2 separate regions of the Homo sapiens genome follow, and region 2 is linked to region 1. Evidence: read pairs that join two places in POLR2A ChIA-PET (ENCODE). Cell type or tissue: PC-3. All regions are shown on one strand. Links, peaks and the distances in the headings refer to the core of each region. The heading gives the core; the rest is flanking DNA.

Region 1 (6,061 bases), core at 401-5,400:
CACGGTGAAACCCCGTCTCTACTAAAAATACAAAATTAGCCAGGCATGGAGGCACATGCCTGTAATCTCAGCTGCTCAGGAGGCTGAGGCAGGAGAATCACTTGAACCCGGGAGGCAGAGGTTGCAGTCAGCCGAGATCGTGCCACTGCACTCCAGCCTGGGCAACAGAGCCAGACTCCGTCTCAAAAAAAAAAAAAAAAATCAGTACCATTGTGTATTCTACTATGTCGCTATTTTTCAAAATCTAATTTTTAGTGGTTTAGCATCTTTTCTTTTTCTTGTTTGTTTGTTTGTTTGTTAGTTTTTGAGATGGAGTCTCGCTCTGTCGCCCAGGCTGGAGTGCAGTGGCGCAATCTCAGGTCGCTGCAAGTTCCGCCTCCCAGATTCACGCCATTCTGCTGCCTCAGCCTCCCGAGTAGCTGGGACTACAGGCGCCTGCCACCACACCTGGCTAATTTTTTTTTTTTTTTGTATTTTTAGTAGAGACAGGGTTTCACCATGTTAGCCAGGATGGTCTTGATCTCCTGACCTCGTGATCCGCCTGCCTTGGCCTCCCAAAGTGCTGGGATTACAGGCATGAGCCACTGCGCCTGGCCTTAGCATCTTTTCTTGTTAGCTGCATTACCCCTAAATTGTCAACTTTTCTAATGACTTCTGTCCCCTATTCCCTTTTGAAAATGAGAAATTACCTCTTATTATAAGTGTAATAGGTGCTTACTGAAAAATAAAAACATGCTTTTACATGCTTTTTTTTTTTTTTTTTTTTGGAGACAGAGTCGCTGTCACCCAAGCTGGAGTGCAGTGGCACTATCTCAGCTCACTGCAACCTCTACCTCCAGGGTTCAAGCAATTCTCATGCCTCAGCTTCAGGAGAAGCTGGGTTTACAGGTGTGCGCCACCACACCTGGCTATTTTTTTGTGTGTTTTTAGTAGAGACGGGATTTCGCCATGTTGGCCAGCCTGGTCTTGAACTCCTGGCTGCAAGTGATCTTTCCGCCTCAGCCTTCCAAGTGCTGATATTACAGGAGTGAGCCACCATGCCTGGCCTGAAAAAGAAAAACATGCTTTTAAACAGCTTCATGAGATTTCATCATGCCAGAGCTGATGTAAACCCCACCCCCACCCCCACTGAGGCCTTTGAGTTGTGTTGCGTTCATCCCCATTGTAAATTCTGCTGGGATGGACATCCTATTACACCAAGCTTTGTAGCTGTATTTGTTACCTTCAGCTAATGCTTCCTAGCAGTTGAATTACTAGGCAAAAGGTATGGACTCTCTTGAAGGCTCTTCGTCCATCCTGTTAAATTGCCATCTGGAAACTTGACACCCTCAGGCAGCACGCAAGGATCCATCTCACTCTGTCCCTGTACCCTGATCCTATTCCCCAGAGCCTCAGAAAGATGTTGCCATCATTGTACATATCGTGTACATTGCACATACATGTCATGTCAGGATGCACTTTTACAAGTCAAGTCTCCCATCCCTGTCATAGGTGTATGTCCCGTTCCTGTATTTATTCTCTGCATCAGCTCACACATTCCTTGATGGACACATGGTGTTACCCAGTGTAAAAGCTAATCATGGACATCAGCCCACATTCTCACACCCTCCAATCCATGTTTTTATGAATCTGAGGTGCCCCCTTCCAGGCCTCTGCAGCCACTTCCTGTTAGCACTGCTAGAAGGGGAGGGACCCTTGGGGGTCACCGTGGCATGGCAGTTTCCTCTCAGCTTCTGGCCTTGGGACTGCAGAAGTGGCTCTTGAGACTGTCTGGTGGTGAGCAGGTGCTGGCCATGGTATCTTAATGGCAGCAGCCCCCAGGTCCACTTCTGAGGTGCAAGCCCATGCTGGCCGCCAGCACGTGCCAGAGAGCTCCTGAGGAAGCAGCTGCTGCTGACACCTGAGGCCAGCTGCGCAGTCTGCCACAAGGCCCCTGGGGCTGCCAAGGTCGCACATGTCCTCCCAGGACTTGAAGGGGGACCAGGGGAGGGTGAGCTGTTGCTGTGGACTGTGGACTTTGACATCACTCATAGACACCCCCTCTCTCACCCTTGCATCCCAGACAGTGTCCCCCAGGGCCATGCAGGCAGGGACACACAGCCCCCTTGTGCCCTGCCCCAAGTCCCTGTGTGTAAGTGAGCATGCTCTCATCAGACTTGGTCCCCACTGCCATGGCACTCTTATCTGTGTGCCTGAATATGCATGCTTATTCATCTCGAAAACTGGGCCGTAGGGCCAGGTGTGGTGGCTCATACCTGTAATTCTAGCACTTTGGGAGGCCGATGTGGGAGGATCATTTGAGCCCAGGAGTTCGAGCCTGGGCCACGTAGCAAGACCCCCATCTCTATAAAATAAAATTTAAAAAAAAAGAAAAAAGAGAAAATCGGGCCTTATATCATTTTCTACATCCTATTCGGCCCATGGAAGCGTAAGTGTCTTCAGCCTCTGTTGACCCTTGTCCCCCACCCTTTCTCTGTGATACTCCACCTTACCCAGAACCTGACTGTCCTCAGGCCCTGGGTAGTGGGAGCTGCCTCAAGACTCCTGAGGCCCCACAAGAGGCTTTTGAATTGCAGCAGTGGATGTGGGTAGTTGTGTAGGACAGAGGGAGGCGACAGCATCGTTTCTCCCCTTTCTTCCTTCAGCTGGGGCTGTGGCATGGCAGTGTGGGCCATCCAGTGTCTAGAGGGCTTGTGGCCACGCAGTCGTGGGTGGGATGCATATGTTCATGAGGTTTGCTCTGTTCTTTCCTCTGCAGGGTGTTCAGGATGTGCTAACCTGCGGGTGTCTGTGTGGGTGTCTGAGTGTCAGGAGGTGGGTGTCTGTGTACAAGTATGGGTTGGGGTGTGTGTGTATAAATGTCAGCTTAATTCACACCCCAACAACGTAAGAGGAAACTTCTCAGTCATGAGGTTCAAGTTCTTGTTACTCCTATGAGCTGTAGTAGGAGTGCAGTGAGTAGGGGGCACAGCAGGTATGTAACCCCTGGGCCCAACTCCAACCTGGCCCCTGTGGCTTGTAGCTTCTGAGTCAGAGGGCGTGCATGCTTGTGAGAAGTGTCAGGCCTTTCCCGTTCGCTCAGCAGCTGAGCAGTTCCTTTCTGGGGTTCTTTGTGAACCTGCCTCGCTATTAATCTACCTGTTAGTAAAAGAGATTACAATTGTCGTAATTACAGGGCGCTGCGTCTCCACCGTCAGGACTGAGCTGAGTGAGAGGCAAGGGATGGGAGGAACCCAGCCCCACAGGAAGCTGCTATTAAAAGCCCTCTGTTTGGATATGGCACAAAGACAACAACCCTTCCCGGGGGCTAAGGAGATCTGGGACAAGAGGCAGGTCAGGTTCCGGGGGTGAGGAGTGGGCTAAGGTCCCACTGCAGGCTGTGGGATGACACGGGATGACTGCAGTACTGAGGATGGTGAGAACAGCGGTGGCCCGCCGGCAGCTCAGATACCTGGGAGCAGCACAGGGCTCAGCACCCTGACCACATGGGCTCCATGCTGAAGGCTGCTTTACTTCTGGACAGGCCTTCACCTGCATAGAATGGAAGAGACCTGGTGGCACTTGTCATGGTGAGACAGTGGCTCTCTTCTGAGGGAGCTCCACAGCCACCATGGATTTAGGTGGACAAACAGTGGTATCCTGGTCTGTGGCTAGCATGGGCCCCAGAGCTGTGTGTGATGCATGTGTTCCTGATAGCACAGGGGTTCTCAGTGAGGGTGGTTCTGCCCCTAGGGTATATTTGGTAGTGGCTGAAAACAGTTTTGGTTGTCACTACTTGGGATGGGGTTGCTACTGGCATCTCGTGGGTGGAGGCTGGGATGCTGCTAGCTGTCCTACACTGCACAAGACGACCCCCCATAGAAGACAGTATCTAGCCCCAGCATGAGGGGTAATGAGGTTGAGAAACCCTGACTGAGGCCAAGGAAAGGAACGGCAGCAGGGCAAGCCAGGCCCAAGGAGGGCTCTAAGAACTCCCTGATGCTGAGTCTGGAGACCTTGGCCCACGGTGCTCAGCAGTCTGTTGCCAGGGAGGTAGGAGAGAGGGGCAGCAGGCACACTGGGTTGACAACTGCACTGTGTTGACCCCATGGCGGGCATCAGGGGACCACAGGCTGTGGTTGCGCCTGTCCGTTCTCCCTCCCTTTTCTCGTAGGCTTCTTCCTCCTCCAGTGCAAGAGCTGGATCCAGGATTGGAGAATTTGCTCTTGCCCACCTCTCCATGTCCTCGTTGCCGACTGAGGCACCTGGGAGTGAGGGGCTTGGACATTCTTCCTCAGCTTGAGCCCCATGGACCCCTCCAGGTGGGAGGAGTCCAGAGGAAGATACGCAGAAATAGGAAGGGCTGACACTCTCCAGCTTCCATCTTGCAAGGACACAGGCCCCACCCTGGCTTCTCCCCAACACACATCTGGCCTGGTTTCTGCTCTGAGAAATGGAGCTGGGTGGGGCAGAGGCCTGGCAAGTAAACCTGGATGGAGTGTAGGAAGCCTCCTTCCACCATTCATTCCTGTTGACCAAAGGGGCATCCCTGCAGGCACTCCTGCCTCCTTTTCCACTTTTGTTTTCAACTTTGACTCCCACTACCAAGGAGTTCTCGGGAAAGAGGGTAGGCCTGTGGGTTAGGAGGGCACCATGGAGGGTAGTCTGTGGGGCTGGGTGAGATGGGTGTGGGAACGCAGCCCTGTGTTTAAGGGTATGTGTGCTGCCTGCTTGCTGTGGGCAGGGTGGCTTCTGATGCCCTCCCAGCCCTTGGGCCACTGTGTCTTGTGTTTTCTGCAGACAAAGCATGGAGATTTTCAGCTGTTGTGAATTCTGCGTTTCACACCGAGTCCCTAATAGTGGAATCGCGTTGCCTTCCCCCCCCCTCTTTTTTTTGCCTTGACAGCTCCAACCTTATAATTTTACCTTCTTTTTCCTTGCATACACTCTTTTTCTTCCCTTTCCCGTTCCTGGGGCTTTTGCCATTCATCGCTGGGGACCCCCTTTAGGAGGGATTGCTCCTGACAAGAGGGGAGGGGCTTCCTGTCAAACATTGGGAGTTGATGTTTTGTTTGGTAAAATGTCTGTAAATAGGCTGTGAGGCAGTCGTTCTACATGGATCCCTGTGTATGCCAGCGTCTTTTTGTGTCTGAGCATGTCTCCAAGCATGTGAATGTCAGGAGCAGAGAGAAAGGGAAGGGAAGAAGAAGGGAGGAGAGAGAAGAGGGATGGTGTTTGGGGGCATTGGGATGGCTCTCTTCCTTCTTGGTCTAAATCACAGAGCCTGATCAGGAGAGGGTCAGAGTTCCAGACTCTTGAAGAGTCAGGAAGAACATCAGAAGTGAAGCTACTGCCATCTGAGGTGGCCCTGGGTTGGCTATTCACAGAGGGCTGGAATGGGATGATGGGGCTGTACTCCCCACTAAGGCTGCCAGATCTGGAACTTGACCTTGAAGTCTAGTTATCCAGGACTCTTAAGGCTCTGAGGGTAGGTTGTAATGGAGACTGTTTCTCCTGCCCAGCATCAACGATGAGCCTTGGATTCTTGGGATCAATATCAGTCTTCCACCGTGAATGGGAAACCCATTTCTCCCTGGAGACAGGTTCCTCTGCAAGACCACTCCCTTATTCTTTTTTCTTTCTTTCTTTCTTTTTTTTTTTAAAGTAGGACGCCTTGTTGCTTTAGATGGACTCCTTTGTTAAGCTTCAGGTAGCTTACCTATCCTATGATTTGATTTACAGCAAACTCACTAAAAACATTGGTCAGTTTGATTTCAAAAACGTGGCCACATCCATTTTCCCGCCATCAGCTTTCCAGACCACAGAATGCTCTGCTTTTGAGCTGCTCCTCAGCTGACACCCTCCTTGAATCCATTTTGAGTTGCTCTTCCCTGGCCCCATTAGAAAATGTCGGCTCTGACTACACCATGCTTGCGAACAAAGGTGCAGAACAATTTTGGCTGCTTCGTCCAGGAAATAAATTCCTCTTCGGTGCCAGAAACCATTGAGTGGTGCCATGTGTTGAGCTCTAGGCCCCAGAACTGTGGGCAGGGTTATTGCTCAGGGTGAGGAGTGTGGAAGC
Region 2 (6,061 bases), core at 453-5,452, 200 kb after region 1:
GGCCAGGCTGGTCTCGAACTCCTGACCTCAAGTGATCCACCTGCCTTGGTCTCCCAAAGTGCTGAGATTACAGGCGTGAGCCACCATGCCCGGCCTGTTGATGCTTTTACTTGTAAAAAGTTCCCGTCTCTCTCCTTAGAATGTCAGCTCTATGGGAGCAGACACTCTGTATTCTTGGTCTGTTTTGTTTGGCACCCCTCCTTCTCGTTCTGTCTCCAGCACTTATAATCACACCAGGCACACAGTAGGTGCTCAATGAATGTCTTTTGAGTGCATGCATCACTGTGAGTCTTGCAAGTGTCTGAGGTTGGTTGCAATGGTTAGCCCCACTCTACATGAGAAGAGATAGCGCAAGTTGTCCAAGATCAAACAGCTGGTAGGGAGGGCTGGGGGCTGTTTGGCTACTGCAAGGGTCCTGATGTCCCATGAACACCCCATGCCCCATCTTCCTGCCAGCCAGGAGAACAGGCTGTTGGAGTCTGTCCCTACAGCTCTCTTACTGGTGATTGAAGGTTTCAGCTAACTTCCTCCACCCCACCTGCCCTTCTGGGGAGCTGGACCATCCTTCTAACCTCTTGACCCAAAGGGACATTGGTTCAAGGCTGTCTTGTATGTAGCCGGATGGCAAGATATTTTGATTGCCAGCTGGAGCTCCAGCCCTCTCTAGAAACTCAGGACAGGGGAGAATGACCAGGTGGGGGCACCCCAGTGGAGAGAGCCCCCATGTGGGCAAGAACCCTCTAGAGGAAGGTTTCAGGGATAGGGTGAGGGGAAGGGGAAAATTCTGGCTCACTGGAGCTGAAGGCAAATAAGTGTGTATCACTTGGGTGCGGGTGCCGTAGGACATATCAAAGAATGGCCCCCTCTTTTGTGTAGTTCCCCAGCCCCTCCTGGCCTTCTAGGACGGAAGAGCAGGCAAACAGATCCTTTTCTGTAGGGGGATCTGACTGGGACACCCCAGGAGCTGTCAGTGTACTCTCAGGAGTCACCCAGGCCTGGCTTTGTGACCTTGGGAGTGTCTCTCACTTCCCCAGGCATTGAAGATCAGTTTTCTTTCTTTCTTTTTTTTTTTGAGATGGAGTTTTCGCTCTTGTCACCCAGGCTGGAGTGCAATGGTATGACCGTCGCTCACTGCAACCTCCGCCTTCCGGGTTCAAGCAATTTTCCTGCCTCAGCCTCCCGAGTAGCTGGGATTACAGGCATGCACCACCACACCTGGCTAATTTTTTTGTATTGTCAGTAGAGATGGGGTTTCACCATGTTGGCCAGGCTGGTCTTGAACTCCTGGCCTCAGGTGATCCGCCGGCTTCGGCCTCCCAAAGTGCTGGGATTACAGGCATGAGCCACCGTGCCCAGCTGAGGTCAGTTTTCCCATCTGTGAAATGAGGCAACACCCTCTTCCTCAGGCCCGACCACACCCAGATCTATTCTCCTGACTTCCCTGCCTGCTCTGAGCATCATATTCAGCTTGCTTCCGGTTTACTTTGGGCCATGGGAGGCTCTGGCAGGAGATAAGGGATGAGGGGAGAGAAAGGTTGGGGTGTTTCTCCCCTATTGCTCTCTGCCTGCTTGGGCCCTGGTCTCTGTCTCTCCACATTGACAGGACAGCTCCCACTTGGTGGCTTCTCCTGGCCTCCGGCTCAGGTTCCCTCCCCACTTCAGCACCTGGGCAGGTGACAGCTCCCCACGGTGGGTGGTCGCTGGACACCTTGCCACCCTTGTGGGTACCCTTCCCTTCCCCTCCACCAGTGAGGTCTGCATTTGGGTGCCTTCAGTTGAACCCTCCGAGGGAATTCTCTTACGAGCTGAGACCAAGACCTCTACCCTGAGCCAATCCACGTAAACCACTTGGCACAGTTCCCTGGCACACAGCAAGGCTGCGATTCTCGTGAGCTATTGTTATTTTTATTGTTAGTAAGATGACATTGGTATCACCCTTGACCCTTGGCTTTGACACCCTTTTTTGACCATTGCTTCCCCCTGCAAGGATCTTCTACCCTCCCCCCAATCTCCTGAGGGACCCCAAGCCTGGGCTCATTGGCAGATGGCCAAGGAGAGGGTCTAGGACAGGACCTCTGGGGCCCTGAGTCTTCCAGAAAAGGAGAAGGGCAATGTGGCCTGTGGGGCCACCACAGAGAGGTCCAGAGACTCCCATGTTGAGAGTCTCCCAGGCCCGGGGCTAGAGGAGGGAAGACACCCTGGGGACCCCTCTATGGCCCTGGGAGTGGTGTCCCCACACTGGCCTGAGGGCTGTGGCTCTCTCCTGCCCACTAACTAGGAGAGGGTTGGTTCAAACAGAATTGACTTGAAACCCATTCTTTCTGGGCTCCTGACATAGGGTGGTGTTTGGGAGCCGGCTCAGCTTTCAGAGCTTTTGAGTGTCTCAGTTCCCTCAGTGTACTCATCTGCATTATTAATTCCTAGGCCAGGATGCAGGAAAGCCCACCCCTCAGTGCTGGCCCTACAGCCAAGCTTTGGTTACCCCCATCTCCCCACAATGCCCTCCTGAGGGGCTGCCCTTGTCCCCGGGGCCCCAGTTCTCCCTCTCTGGTCATGGCCAAGTGCTGGCTCAAGCAGCTATGGCTTCCGGGACACACTGCCTCTGGGACCGCTCCCCCGCCCCCTGCCGCCTGCCTCGTCCAGCCCAGAGTCACCCAGAGAGAAGCTGGAGGGAGACTTACCCCAAACTCAGTCACGAGGATATCGGTGATGCTGCCCAGAACAGTCACAAAGTCGAAGATGTTCCAGGCATCGCGGAAATAATTCTAGAATGGGGACCCACAAGACAGAGATGCCAACAGAGGGCTTGGTTCCCGGCCCCCTAGGCTGGCCGGGTGCATGTTAGAGGCACAGTTGCCCATCAGCGGAGTGCCCGGGACAGTTATGGTTGTTCGAAGGGCTGCGGTAAAGGCTGTTCGACATCATCTGTGCTGAGTCTCCCTCCCTGGGAACTCCTGGGGGCCTTCCCATGATTGGCCTGGCCCCAGAGGGGGCCTCCAGACCCTGCTTCAGCTCCACAGGGCTGGGGCTGCTCTTCAGAGCTGTGGCCTGTCTCTCCAGCATTTTTGAGGGCTCCCGAGACCCCAGGGGCTTTATAAATGACATCACTGAGCTCCTCATGAAGATCCTGGAGGGAAGGGTTATCACCCATTTTCTTTTTCTTTCTTTCTCTTTTTTTTTTTTTTTTTTGAGATGGAGTCTCGCTCAGTCATCCAGGCTGGAGTGCAGTGGCACGATCTCGGCTCACTGTAACCTCTGCCTCCTGGGTTCAAGCGATTCTCCTGCCTCAGCCTCCCAAGTAGGTAGGACCACAGGTGCATGCCACCACACCCAGCTAATTTTTGTATTTTTAGTAGAGACGGGGTTTCACCATGTTGGTCAGGCTGGTCTCGAACTTCTGACCTCAAGTGATCTGCTCACTTTGGCCTTCCAAAGTGTTGGGATTATAGGCGTGAGCCACCACTCCCAGGTATACCCATTTTCTAGGAGGTAACCAAGCCACTCATCTGCCTGAGGCTAGCAGCACAGAGATGTAAAGCCAGGATTTGAACCCAGGCCTCAGAGAGCCCACAGTCTGTGTTCAGGTCCCCACTAGGTTGGCAGCATACTCGCAAAGAAAGGAGACTCTGGGTTCAAATCCCAGCTCTGCTACCACAGCTGTGTGGCTATGGGCAAGTGGCTTAACCTCTCTGGGCCTCCATTTCCTGATCTGGAGGCGGACAGTAACAGGGTGCAGAACAGGCACTGGACGGGGCTTTGGGGCCTTTCAGGCACACGCACTTCCTGGTCCCCTTGTGTTTAGATGGGGCCATGTGTGTCTAGGTGCAGTGATGTGCTGTGTGTGGAAGCAGTGTGGTCACTTTCTGGTCAGTGTTGGACTCTCTAGCCTCTCAACCCTGGGCTTGGCGACCAGTAACATTTTGAATGGCAGCTACTCTGTGAGCCTGGGTCCCTGGGTAACTATGAGGCAAACAGCTTCCCTGCTGAATGTAAAAAACCCTTCCCATCAATTTAAGTCACTGAGATGTGGGGGCTGTTTGTTACTGCAGCTTCACTTGATCTATCCTGACTGCTGCATTCCTGGGCTGGGTGCTGGCTCAAGGGGAAACACAAGCATAACCTCTCTGTTTGTTTTTTTTTTTTGAGACAGAGTCTCACTCTGTCGCCCAGGCTGGAGTGCAGTGGCACGTTCTCGGCTCACTACAAGCTCTGCCTCCCGGGTTCACACCATTCTCCTGCTTCAGTCTCCTGAGTAGCTGGGACTACAGGCGCCCACCACCACGCCTGGCTAATTTTTTGTATTTTTTAGTAGAGACGGGGTTTCACCATGTTAGCCAGGATGATCTTGATCTCCTGACGTTGTGATCCATCCGCCTCGGCCTCCCAAAGTGCTGGGATTACAGGCGTGAGCCACCACGCCTGGCCTCTCTTTTGTTAAAATATGGAAATACTCCACATTGTTTGGAGAACAGTCACAGCCTCAAGTCCCACAAGGTCTCCTGCTATCTCTGACTCCCCTCAACCGGGTACTGACATGGTGATGGGTGGCACCCCAGTTTGGATCCAAGAGTCTGGGTCAAAGAGATGGCCCTCCCCTCTGGGGTCAGTGGGACCCAAAACACAAAACACAGGGCCTTCTCAGCATCTTCGCAGAAGCAGAGGCCAGGTCAGGGGTTGGGGCGGTCAGTGTGACCCTGAAGTAGCCCCTCTACCTTACAGAGAAGGAGCCTGACCTTAGAGCTGTGCTTCCCTCCTAGGCGAAGTGCCTGGGGCCTCTGCGCCCTTCTCTGGAAGGCAGTGGTAACACAGCAATCAGACAATGAATGTGCGTCGCTGAGCATGGAATATACAGTAGGTGCCCAACAGATGGGATGTTGTTGTTTCACAACTGCCTAAAAAAGGAATTCAGGGGGCCGGGCGCGGTGGCTCACGCCTGCAATCCCAGCACTTTGGGAGGCCGATGTGGGCGGATCACGAGGTCAGGAGATCAAGACCATCCTGGATAACATGGTGAATCCCCATCTCTACTAAAAATACACGCACACAAAAATCAGGCAGGCGTGGTGGTGCGCGCCTGTAGTCCCAGCTACTCCGGAGGCTGAGGCAGGAGAATGGCGTGAACCTGGGAGGCAGAGCTTGCAGTGAGCAGAGATTGCACCACTGCACTCCAGCCTGGGCCACAGAGCGAGACTCCGTCAAAAATAAATAAATAAAAATAAATAAATAAATAAATAAATAAATAAAAAGGAATTCAGGTCCCACTGGCACTTTTGGCATTTTGGCAGGTGTTGCTGGGGCCCTGCCCATAGCTCAACTACACACCTGAGGTACACTACTTTGCCCAGGGTCTCTCTGTGGCTGCACAAGTGTTAGGGAATTAATAGCTCCCCTGGGAGTGGCCTGTGATTATGTCTGATGGGCACTGGAGGATAAATACTCCAATTCCCTCCCTGTGAGGTGGGATGACTCTGTGGTATGTGCTCTCTGTTGCCTCCTGGAGGTATCCACTGAAACTGAGCCCCATTTGTTCACAGCAGGAACTGGCTTAATAATACACTCTTTCCTGGTTGCCTTTCTGTCCCTGTGTCACTTCCTCTCTCCCTTACTGCCCTGCATCCCAGATAAATTCCTTGCACTCAATCCTTGTCTCAGGCTCTGCTTCTGGGGGAGTCCAAACAAAGACAACTTTATAGGCGTTTGGTCACAGACCTCAACCCCTAGGCTAGAGAGCTCCCCTCTATCTCCCAAATGTTATACAGGGAACTTGTGGCTTCATTTAAAACTGAAAGGGGAGACCAGGCGTGGTGGCTCATGCCTATAATTCCAGCACTTTGGGAGGCCAAGGAGGGAGAACTGCTTGAGGCCACGAGTTCAAGAACAGGCTGGGCAACAGAGTAAGATCCCATCTCAAAAAAAAAAAAAAAAAAAAAAAAGAGAAAGCAGAGGGGAAGCTCAGTGCTGGCTCTTGCAGGATTGGCAGGGTGAGGGAGATGCAGCTCCAGGCCCCAGTGGAAGACTCACTTCACCAGCAGAAGATCAACTCAGAATAAAATAACTGCAG

What was found. Peaks named below come from ENCODE experiments on the same cell type or tissue, not always from the same donor. Only the 100,000 strongest peaks of a DNase experiment are listed, where the experiment ranks them.
Region 2: POLR2A ChIA-PET joins it to region 1 with 9 read pairs; 2 of 35 experiments call an interaction of 5 or more read pairs at or near these places.

What each region holds. Positions count from the first base shown.
Region 1 is chr19:13,041,610-13,047,670 of GRCh38, forward strand. The region is part of intron 2 of NFIX (nuclear factor I X); the gene reads left to right. Among named protein-coding and RNA genes, the nearest start is that of NFIX-AS1, 29 kb to the left of the region's middle. In PC-3, for the core only: no CTCF peak of the experiment used is centred there; a DNase peak (open chromatin) is centred at 3,042; H3K27ac peaks cover 416 bases.
Region 2 is chr19:13,242,501-13,248,561 of GRCh38, forward strand. It overlaps CACNA1A (calcium voltage-gated channel subunit alpha1 A), which reads right to left. Exons shown (of 47, transcript NM_001127222.2): 31 at 2,682-2,765. Among named protein-coding and RNA genes, the nearest start is that of IER2, 95 kb to the left of the region's middle. In PC-3, for the core only: no CTCF peak of the experiment used is centred there; no DNase peak of the experiment used is centred there.